Regions from separate parts of the Homo sapiens genome. Here region 2 is linked to region 1. Evidence: read pairs that join two places in POLR2A ChIA-PET (ENCODE). Cell type or tissue: OCI-LY7. All regions are shown on one strand. Each heading gives the region's core, and the rest is flanking DNA. Links, peaks and the distances in the headings are about the cores only.

Region 1 (4,397 bases), core at 69-4,068:
AACAAAACAAAATACTCATACAAAAATAGAATGAACATACATCAAAGGTTTATTAAGCTTGTTAATAAGGGGATCAACAAGATGGTAAAACTGGTGTCAAGATCATTTGAAGAAGTTTTAGGCACTGAGGAAAGAATGTTGAATGCCAGGTTATACGCAAACCTGGGTTACTATCATACTGGCCAATAAAACCATAATTTTGTGGTTCTCCTTTCTATAGTATAGGAATTGTTTGCATTGCTACCTAATGAAAATCTGCAAGTTATCATCTAACCTCACAGTATCTGGGCCCCAATCAATAATAAATAGCAAGTCAAACAAAGGTATGTCTACTAGAGAATCAAGTAATTTTGGGGTGAGCCTGTTAAACAAAGCTTCAGTCTCACATTGAAAGGGCATGCAGGCCGGGCACGGTGGCTCATGCCTGTAATCCCAGCACTCTGGGAGGCCAAGGCGGGCGGATCACGAGGTCAGGAGATCGAGACCATCCTGGCTAACATGGTGAAACCCTGTCTCTATTAAAAATACAACAAAAATTAGCTGGGCATGGTGGCGGGCACCTGTAGTCCCAGCTACTGGGAAGGCTGAGGCAGGAGAATAGCGTGAACCCGGGAGGCGGAGCTTGTAGTGAGCCCAGATCGTGCCACTGTACTCCAGCCTGGGCAACAGAGCAAGGCTCTGTCTCAAAAAAAAAAAAAAAAAAAGAAAAAAAAAGAAAAAGGGCATGCAGTTCTCCTTCTGTCTAATTCCCAAGTTTTGGATAATTTTTCTTAACAGTAATGTAGACCAAATTAATCTAAAAGTAATTTCTACTTAATAAGTTAGAATTTTTTTAAAAGAAGAGATTTCTAATTATAAAAAGTAGTGTGACCTTATTTTTAACCCCAGAATGAGAACACTCAATTTGACACATTCGAAGTTGAGGATGGATAACTAGTAAGGCAGCTTATTTGAAACCAAGATTTCCAGACAATTGTGAAGGGTGCTCAGTATGAGAATACAGAGTCTCCCCCGCCATTCATTTTTCCTTTAAAACATTTTCTTGATTAAGGAGTTTTTGTTTTGAGGTGTGTGCAATGTATTATCGTGCTCAGAAATCCATGTAGGCAGGGAAATGAGCATGCTGTGGAACTGGTCCTAACAGACCTCACGGGATTGTGGCTCTGTGGCTGGACATGGTCCTCCATAGAATGAGGTTGTAGGGGCTGGAGCCTCCACCCTCACAAATTTGGAACTGTGTTTTCTGCTCTATCAATGGTAAGAAACTACCAGAGCAAAAAGAATATGGGAAAAAATGAGGAAGGAACTGCATTATCTCATATAATTTTTTGCATCACAGTGGGTATTGTTATTTCCATTTTACTGAAAGAAAAGCAAAACTTAGAAATATTATGTAGTAATAGATTGATGCAGTTAGTGGCAGGACTGAGTTTATTCATCTCCAAAGACAGTTATTTTTTCTTTTTCTTTTATTAAAAATGTTGGTCACAGCCGGCCCTGGTGGTTCACGCCTGTAAACCCAGCACTTTGGGAGGCCAAGGCGGGTGGATTACCTGAGGTCGGGAGTTTGAGATTGGCCTGACCAATATGGAGAAACCTAGTCTCTACTAAAAATCCAAATTAGTCGGGCGTGGCGGTGCATGCCTGTAATCCCAGCTACTCGGGAAGGCTGAGGCAGGAGAATCGCTTGAATCCGGGAGGCGGAGGTTGCTGATGAGCCAAGATCGCGCCATTGCACTCCAGCCTGGGCAACAAAAGCAAAACTCCGTCTCAAAAAAAAAAAAAAAAAAAAAATGTCGGTCACTGCTTCCATCTGGGTGGCTCAGCAAGGCAGATGGTTCATAGTTCTTGTCTGTGACCCTTGTGTTACCGTCTTAGGTTTCTCAGTACACATGGAGCTCTTGAAACATGGCCTGGCACAAGGTCAGCACTCAGTATATGTTGGCTATTACCTTCCTTATCTCCCCTCCATGCCACCCCACTCTCCACATTGATAGCAGTAGTCCAGACCTACACAAGATTTGACACTTCAGGGTATGTTCACTCTCATTGTTTTATTTGATCCTTGCAATACTCCCATGAAATTGGCAGGGCAGGTATTATTTCTACTGTTTTACAGATGAGAAGACTGAGGTTTATGTAGAGGAAGCGCCCTTCTCATGATAACATCAAATATTAAAAGGCAGATGTGGAAAATAGAGGCGTCCCCGTGGCACCGCACAATACCACTACCCCTTTAGCCACACTGTTGTTTTTCATTCGTGCTATTTACGTGCTCCCCACAGCAAGCCTGAGTGACGATGGCACGTTCTCTCTGGAGCGTCTCTTCAATCTTTTCTACTTCTTCCCCCTCTCTCCTTCTCCTTAAACTTTCCTTTTGAGAAAGGTGCTTTGGAAACCTAAAAAAGGGTAGCATCAAACCCTAAAACCACACATGCTGCAGAGTGAGGGAGGGCTGAAGGCTGAGCGCCCTGCCCCTGCTGTCCATTTTGGGTAGGGCAGGAGCTCTGAACCAAGCCGGGACGGGAGGGGAGGAGGGCGTATCTAAATTACCCCAAGAAATAGATACTGAGGTAAAGTTCACAATAATAAGCTAGGAAGCAACCTCTGAAGAAATTCACTTCCTACTTGTTCTTTGTAGCACCCCTAGAAAAAAAACACTGTGAGGATGTTGAAGAATCAGGTGGGATTATTAGAAGTAATAAGAATCGTATTAGTAAAAATGCATATTAATACTATTACAAAATCCTGGGTTTTGGAATGAGACACATCAAGGGTCTAATACCAACTTTGTTACTGCTGAGCTTTTTTGGCCTTGGGGAAATTACCCCCACCTTTGTGGCCTCACTTCCCCCTTTGGTTAGAAGTAAATCAGCCAATCTGTGCCAAGTGCCTCCCGTAGTATCTGGAACACAATGGACACACGGTGGAAAAATAAAAAAAGAAGACAGAGATGGGACAAAGATACTGTGGTCATTAAAAACACTTAACAATGGACTACCTTAATGGAATATATATTCACTTCATACATTTAAAAATTTAAAACTATTTTATATATTTATTCCCGATTTTTGCTGCTTTTATCTTTTTAGACACATATTGATTATGGAAATTGGTGAACTTGTCCTTAAAAGTAATTACCTATTCAACTCCATACCCATCAAGAAGAAAGATGTCCCTCCCACAGAAGAGAAGTCTCCATGCCTGGTGTATGAGCCCTAAACAAACCAAAGACCAAACCGTTTCCTTTAACCACTTCACTCCATTTCCCACAGGTGGCTCAAGACAGAGCTGAAGCGATTAGGGGAGGCTTCCTGGAGCAGGAGGTGGGTACAGAGTTGAAATAAGTAGAAAGAAGATAAGGAGTTAATGAATATGCCTCATATTATTCTTCAAAGGCCTTTCGATTTACAAAAAGTTTCGAAGGTTAGAGGATCCTGAAGGGAGAAGTAATATAGGTGAGACCAAAAGGATGTTTCAAGAGAACCTGAGGGAAAGAGGCCATTTGGTGTGATAATTACGTTTATAATTTATGGAAACTTCAGAAGGTTTACAATATGATAAAAGCTTAAAGATATTTATTGTTAACTAACAAAAATAGCCAAGCAATGATATCATAACCTGTGATCTATTATATCCATTAGAATTATTAGATTAGTAAAAGAAAAAAATGCAAGTTGGATAGTGATACTGTTTGGACCTGTGTCCCCACCCAAATCTCGTGTTTGATTGTAATCCCGTGTTGGAGGTGGTGTCTGGTGGGAGGTGACTGGATCATGGGGATAGGGTTCTCATGAATGGTTTAGCACCATCTCCTTGGTGGTGTTTTTATGATAGTGAGTGAGTGAGTTCTCATGAGATCTGGTTGTTTAAAAGTGTGTAGCACCTCCCTCTTGTCTCTCTTCCTCCTGCTTCCAGCCATATGAAGATGTCTGCTCCCACTTTGCCTTCTGCCCTGAGTACAAGTTTCCTGAGGCCTCCCCAGAAGCAGATGCTGCCATGTTTTCTGTACAGGCTGCAGAACTGTGAGCCAATAAAACCTCTTTTCTTTATAAATTATCCAGTCTCAGGTAGTTCTTTACAAGAGCGCTAGAATGGACTAATACAGAAAATTGGTACTGAGGAGTGGGGCATTGCTGTAAAGATACTTGAAAATGTGGAAGTGACTTTGGAACTGGGTAAAGGGCAGAGGTTGGAAGAGTGTGACAGGCTTAGAAGAAGACAGCAAGATGAGGGAAAGTTTGGAACTTCCTAGAGACTTGGCAAATTGTTGTGACCAAAATGCTGGTAGTGATATGGATAACAAAGTCCAGGCTGATGAGGTCTCAGATGGGAGATGAGAAACTTATTGGGAACTGGAGTAAAGGTCATATTTGTTATGCTTTAGCAAAGAACTT
Region 2 (4,397 bases), core at 284-4,283, 330 kb before region 1:
GTTCCAAAAGACGGTGCTATCCCAGTCACTAAAATAAAATGTAGCAACTCATCAATTCACCAAATAACCAATTTACCAAATTACTGATTCACCAAAACCTTGATTCTATTAACTGCCTATGGAGCTTATAACAGATTGTTTGTATGAAATTGCTTTAATAGTCTTTGAAGATTTATTTTCCATTTTTGTTTGGTGTGGCTCACAGGAGCTGCTTCACCTCAGCTCTCTCCCTAAGAATTTATCAGGGCTTATTTGAATGTTCATTTCATGTTTTTCACCTTTTAGGGCCTTGCACGGCTTGTATAGCATTTTATATGTGAATGGGTGAGCTTGCCCTTCAACATAGATTATGACCTTCTCTAGTTTTGAGGCCTTATGCCTAACTTGGATTTTAGCCACATTCCTAAATTTGTATATAGACCCCATTTCATGGAAAGAATTTTTGCTAGTTTCCACATATTTTATGGATACATAAAAATTGACATGCAGACAAAAACTTTGTTCAAAAGACTGACAAAGTCAGCACAAATAGGGAAAGGCAAATTGATATAAAACTGTTTAAAGGGCAAACTCTTCTTTCATGTATATGATATCAAATGAAAGAGTTTGAAATTTGAAACATGCACAAAGTATTTATTTGATTGAGCTTATTCACAAAGCCATGATTAAGAGTAATAGGGAAGGCATGTAATGCATTGGCAAAGAGAAATCTACCTTATTTTTCATAAATTCCTTGACATTTGAGATGTGCAAAATGCACAACATTTGAAATACCCAGGATCTTCTCATTACTTAATGATATAGACCAAAAGTGCCAAACACACTAGGATTTGGCCAGCCACAGTGACTCAATGGTAGCAAATTGGCTTATGGTGAAATTGCTGCAGTACTAGACATGGCTTAAAGTACTAAATTTGGCAGTTTGGGGTGAATTAATCTTTCAGCAAGTTAATATTTGACACATTGGCTTTTGGTGAATTGGTCATTTAGTGACTTGACTTTTGGATAATTGATCTTTGACAAATTGGCTTTCATCAAATTTAATTTTAGTTCTTCCTTGGATTTATTATCCTCAGTTAAGTTAACGTTAAATCTTCTCTAGCCTTGGGCATTCCTAGTTCTTTAAGATGATTTAGCAAACTCTGAATGGATCCTACTACACTGATCTTCCTGAGGGCAAGTATTTTTAACTTCTTGAGAAACACGTCACTAACACTTGCCTATATTGTTTATCAGTATTTCGCCCTCCATTTCCTTGATGCTACTGAGCAATTCATGCCATACAGAGTTAAGGTATGCGATCTTACCGCTAATCAGTTCCTGGGGTCGCCTCAGACATTGATTTTCCATGGGGGCCATACTTCTGGGGGGTGCGTAGTTTGGACATTTATGGAAGCATTTTTGTCACAATGACAAAATTGTGGGTCAACTAGCATTTTAGGAAGTGGGGGCCAAGGATGCTGGACTTCCTGAAACGCAACTGTTCTGTGTCCCATATGCCTTTGGAAAATCACAGTAGACATTTGTGTTGATGAAAATCTTACAGACTACCTGTGCCTGGAATGTAACTCTGTTTTACATATAAACGTCATGTGTTTTTTGCATGGTTGAATATATACTGAAATTTTTAGGATCATAACTATTGTGGGAATCAAGGCAAGATGATATTTTGTTTTGTTTAGAACTTTAAGCTGGGCTCAGTCGCTCACGTCCATAATCCCAGAGTTTTGGGAAGCCAAGGTAGGAGGATTGCTTGAGCCCGGGAGTTTGAGGCCAGCCTGGGCAACATGGAGAGACCCCATCTCTACAAAAAATTAAAAAAATTAGCCCGGTGTGGTGGCATGCACCTGTGGTACCAAATGCACAAGAGGCAGAGGCAGAAGAATCACTTGAGCCCAAGAGGTTGAGGCTGCAGTGAGCCATGTTTGTGCCACTGCACTCCAGCTTGGGTAACAGAGTGAGACCCTGTCTCAAAAAAAAAAAAAAAAAGAACTTTACCAAGAATTTTGGAAATGCATGTTTCTGACAGCAACCCTTCTCATAATATTGAATCGCCAATTTAACTGCAGCTATATCCCTTGTGTTCACAATGATTTTAAGTAAAGGTGCAGGCACCTGGCCCTTTGCTATGTCTTCTAGGGCAGCTGTGTACTAGAATTCACATATTTAAATATATTTTATTATCCACTACTCTCCTTTTATTTTTCTTTACATTGTAGGTAGGACATTATATTTATTTTAAAAATTATATGTGTAGGTAGGTTATATATCTAAGAACTTCATTTCTAGATAGCAAAATGAATATTATGAAATATTTCTTACAAAAGTTAAGTATTATGTGTGAAAGGGTTGAGAAGCACGGTCTTACACTAGCTTTCTCTCTGCACTGCTCCATTTTCAGATCCTGGTACTCTGCTTCTTTCTGTTTCTCTAATTGCTCTGAGGGGCGGAAGGAGCTTTGTAGTCAGCCTAGGCTTTGGGGCAGGAAAGAACAACCTCCGAGATGAATTGACCTGGCAGAGTGCTCAGAGGCCTCAAGGTCATTGACTTCCTGTGTTGTAACATAAAACATCTTCCCCTCCGGCACCCACCCACTGACACCTCCCCATCACAGCCTGGCAGCCAGAAGGACGTTTCCCTGTGAAAACATTTCACTCCCACTGGTGAAGCAGCAAAGGGATGGTGTGCTTTAAGAGAACACCAAAACCCTGGCCAAGCCCAGTGTGTCTCTACTTTGGGGCTTTTGGCTAAAAAGTACAATATCTCTCAAAAATGCCTGTATAAGCATGTCAACCTGGGAGGAGTAACCTGCTAAAGCTTCAGCATTTATGACCTGAGATGATTAGGCTAGCCAGGCTGTGGGCAAGAGAGGGCAAGCCTCTGCAGAAACTGTCTCTGCGGTGGGAAGGGAGAAGGGCTGGCCTGGGGACTAGTCAAGAAATCTTGCTGGTGTGGGCCCTGCAGAGGTCACCTGAGAGGGTAGCATGGCGGGGTGTGGGAGGGAGACACAGACTTCACCAAGAGGTTGCCAAAGGCTACTTCTGAGACATGCCACTGCCAGGGAGGGAGACAGACTGTTTCCCACAGGAATATGCCTGGGAAGCTGATGTTACCACCACATTAAGGTGGGGTTTGCATAAGGATAGCAGGTGGGGAAAAAGCAAATAGTTATCTCTGTTGCTGGAGTCAGAGGGGATTTTTATTCTTTTCCTTTTCTTTTCTACATTTCACAGACAACCGGGAGTAAATAATACATACACTGGCTGGAGTCTGGCTCTACGGTCACACTGCTTGGGTGTGAATCCCAGAGCTACCACTTAGGAACTGTGATCTTGGACAAAATACTAAACCTGTATAAGTTGTTTCCTCCACTGCAAAATGGAGATAATAATAGAACTGATGTCATAGAGGAGATTGGAGCACAAATGAGCCAACACATATAGAGCACTGTGGTCTTCAATAGCTAAAATGACTACGGTGACCTTAACTTTGAGGGAGTGAGTTTCTCTGGGAATGTTCTGGCTGAGCCATGCCTCGAGTGGAACCTTCAAAGTGGTCACTGTGTGTATCATCTTGGGCCTGACTCTCCTACTCTAGGGAGCCACAGGCATTTGGTGCTACAGACACCTGGTCAAGTACTTTCCTGCCCTGAATAAACAAATAAATGGTACCAGCCCAGCACTAGAAGCCCAGGAAGTGGGTGGCAGAAGCAAAGCAGGATAGAATGGGCAGCCAGTCTGGAGAGGGGTCACTGAGGAGAGAAATGGCCACTTTGGTACCAGAGCAGGCCTTGGGCAAACTTGTGGCTCAAAGAAGTTGGTCATCAGTGTCCTCTCAATATCCCTTTCAGCCCTACCTTCCACCTTGTTTCTTTTAAAATGATGATTTTATGGGCCAGAGTAACAGAATATTTTTATATGGGATTTTTCTCTTTACCTTCCAATAACTATCAACACAAATCCTAGCTATAAGTTGGTGCATTTTTTTTTATTTTACTTTATTTATTTATTTATTTTTTTATTTTTTTAGGCAGAGTTTTGCTCTTTCACCCAGGCTGGAGTGAAGTGGTGTGATATCGGCTCACTGCAACCTCCGCCCTCTGGGTTCAAGCAATTCTCCTGCCTCAGCCTCTCAAGTAGCTGGGATTACAGGCACCCACCACCACCCCTGGCTAATTTTTGTATTTTTAGTAGAGACAGGGTTTCCCCATGTTGGCCAGGCTGGTCTCGAACTCCTGACTTCAGGTGATCCGCCCACGTCGGCCTCCCAAAGTGCCAGAATTACAGACGTGAGTCACCGTGCCCGTCCAGCTGCATTTATTTTTAAATACCTTTCCCCTCAACTTTTTCACCTGAAATTTTCAGACTATTTTACTTTGGGGATTATACATTTTTTTG

What was found. Peaks named below come from ENCODE experiments on the same cell type or tissue, not always from the same donor. Only the 100,000 strongest peaks of a DNase experiment are listed, where the experiment ranks them.
Region 2: POLR2A ChIA-PET joins it to region 1 with 8 read pairs; 2 of 35 experiments call an interaction of 5 or more read pairs at or near these places.

The regions. Positions count from the first base shown.
Region 1 is chr1:166,820,660-166,825,056 of GRCh38, reverse strand. No RefSeq gene overlaps it. Among named protein-coding and RNA genes, the nearest start is that of POGK, 17 kb to the left of the region's middle. In OCI-LY7, for the core only: CTCF peaks have their summits at 2,272 and 2,476; no DNase peak of the experiment used is centred there.
Region 2 is chr1:167,150,849-167,155,245 of GRCh38, reverse strand. No RefSeq gene overlaps it. Among named protein-coding and RNA genes, the nearest start is that of LINC01363, 43 kb to the left of the region's middle. In OCI-LY7, for the core only: no CTCF peak of the experiment used is centred there; a DNase peak (open chromatin) is centred at 2,515.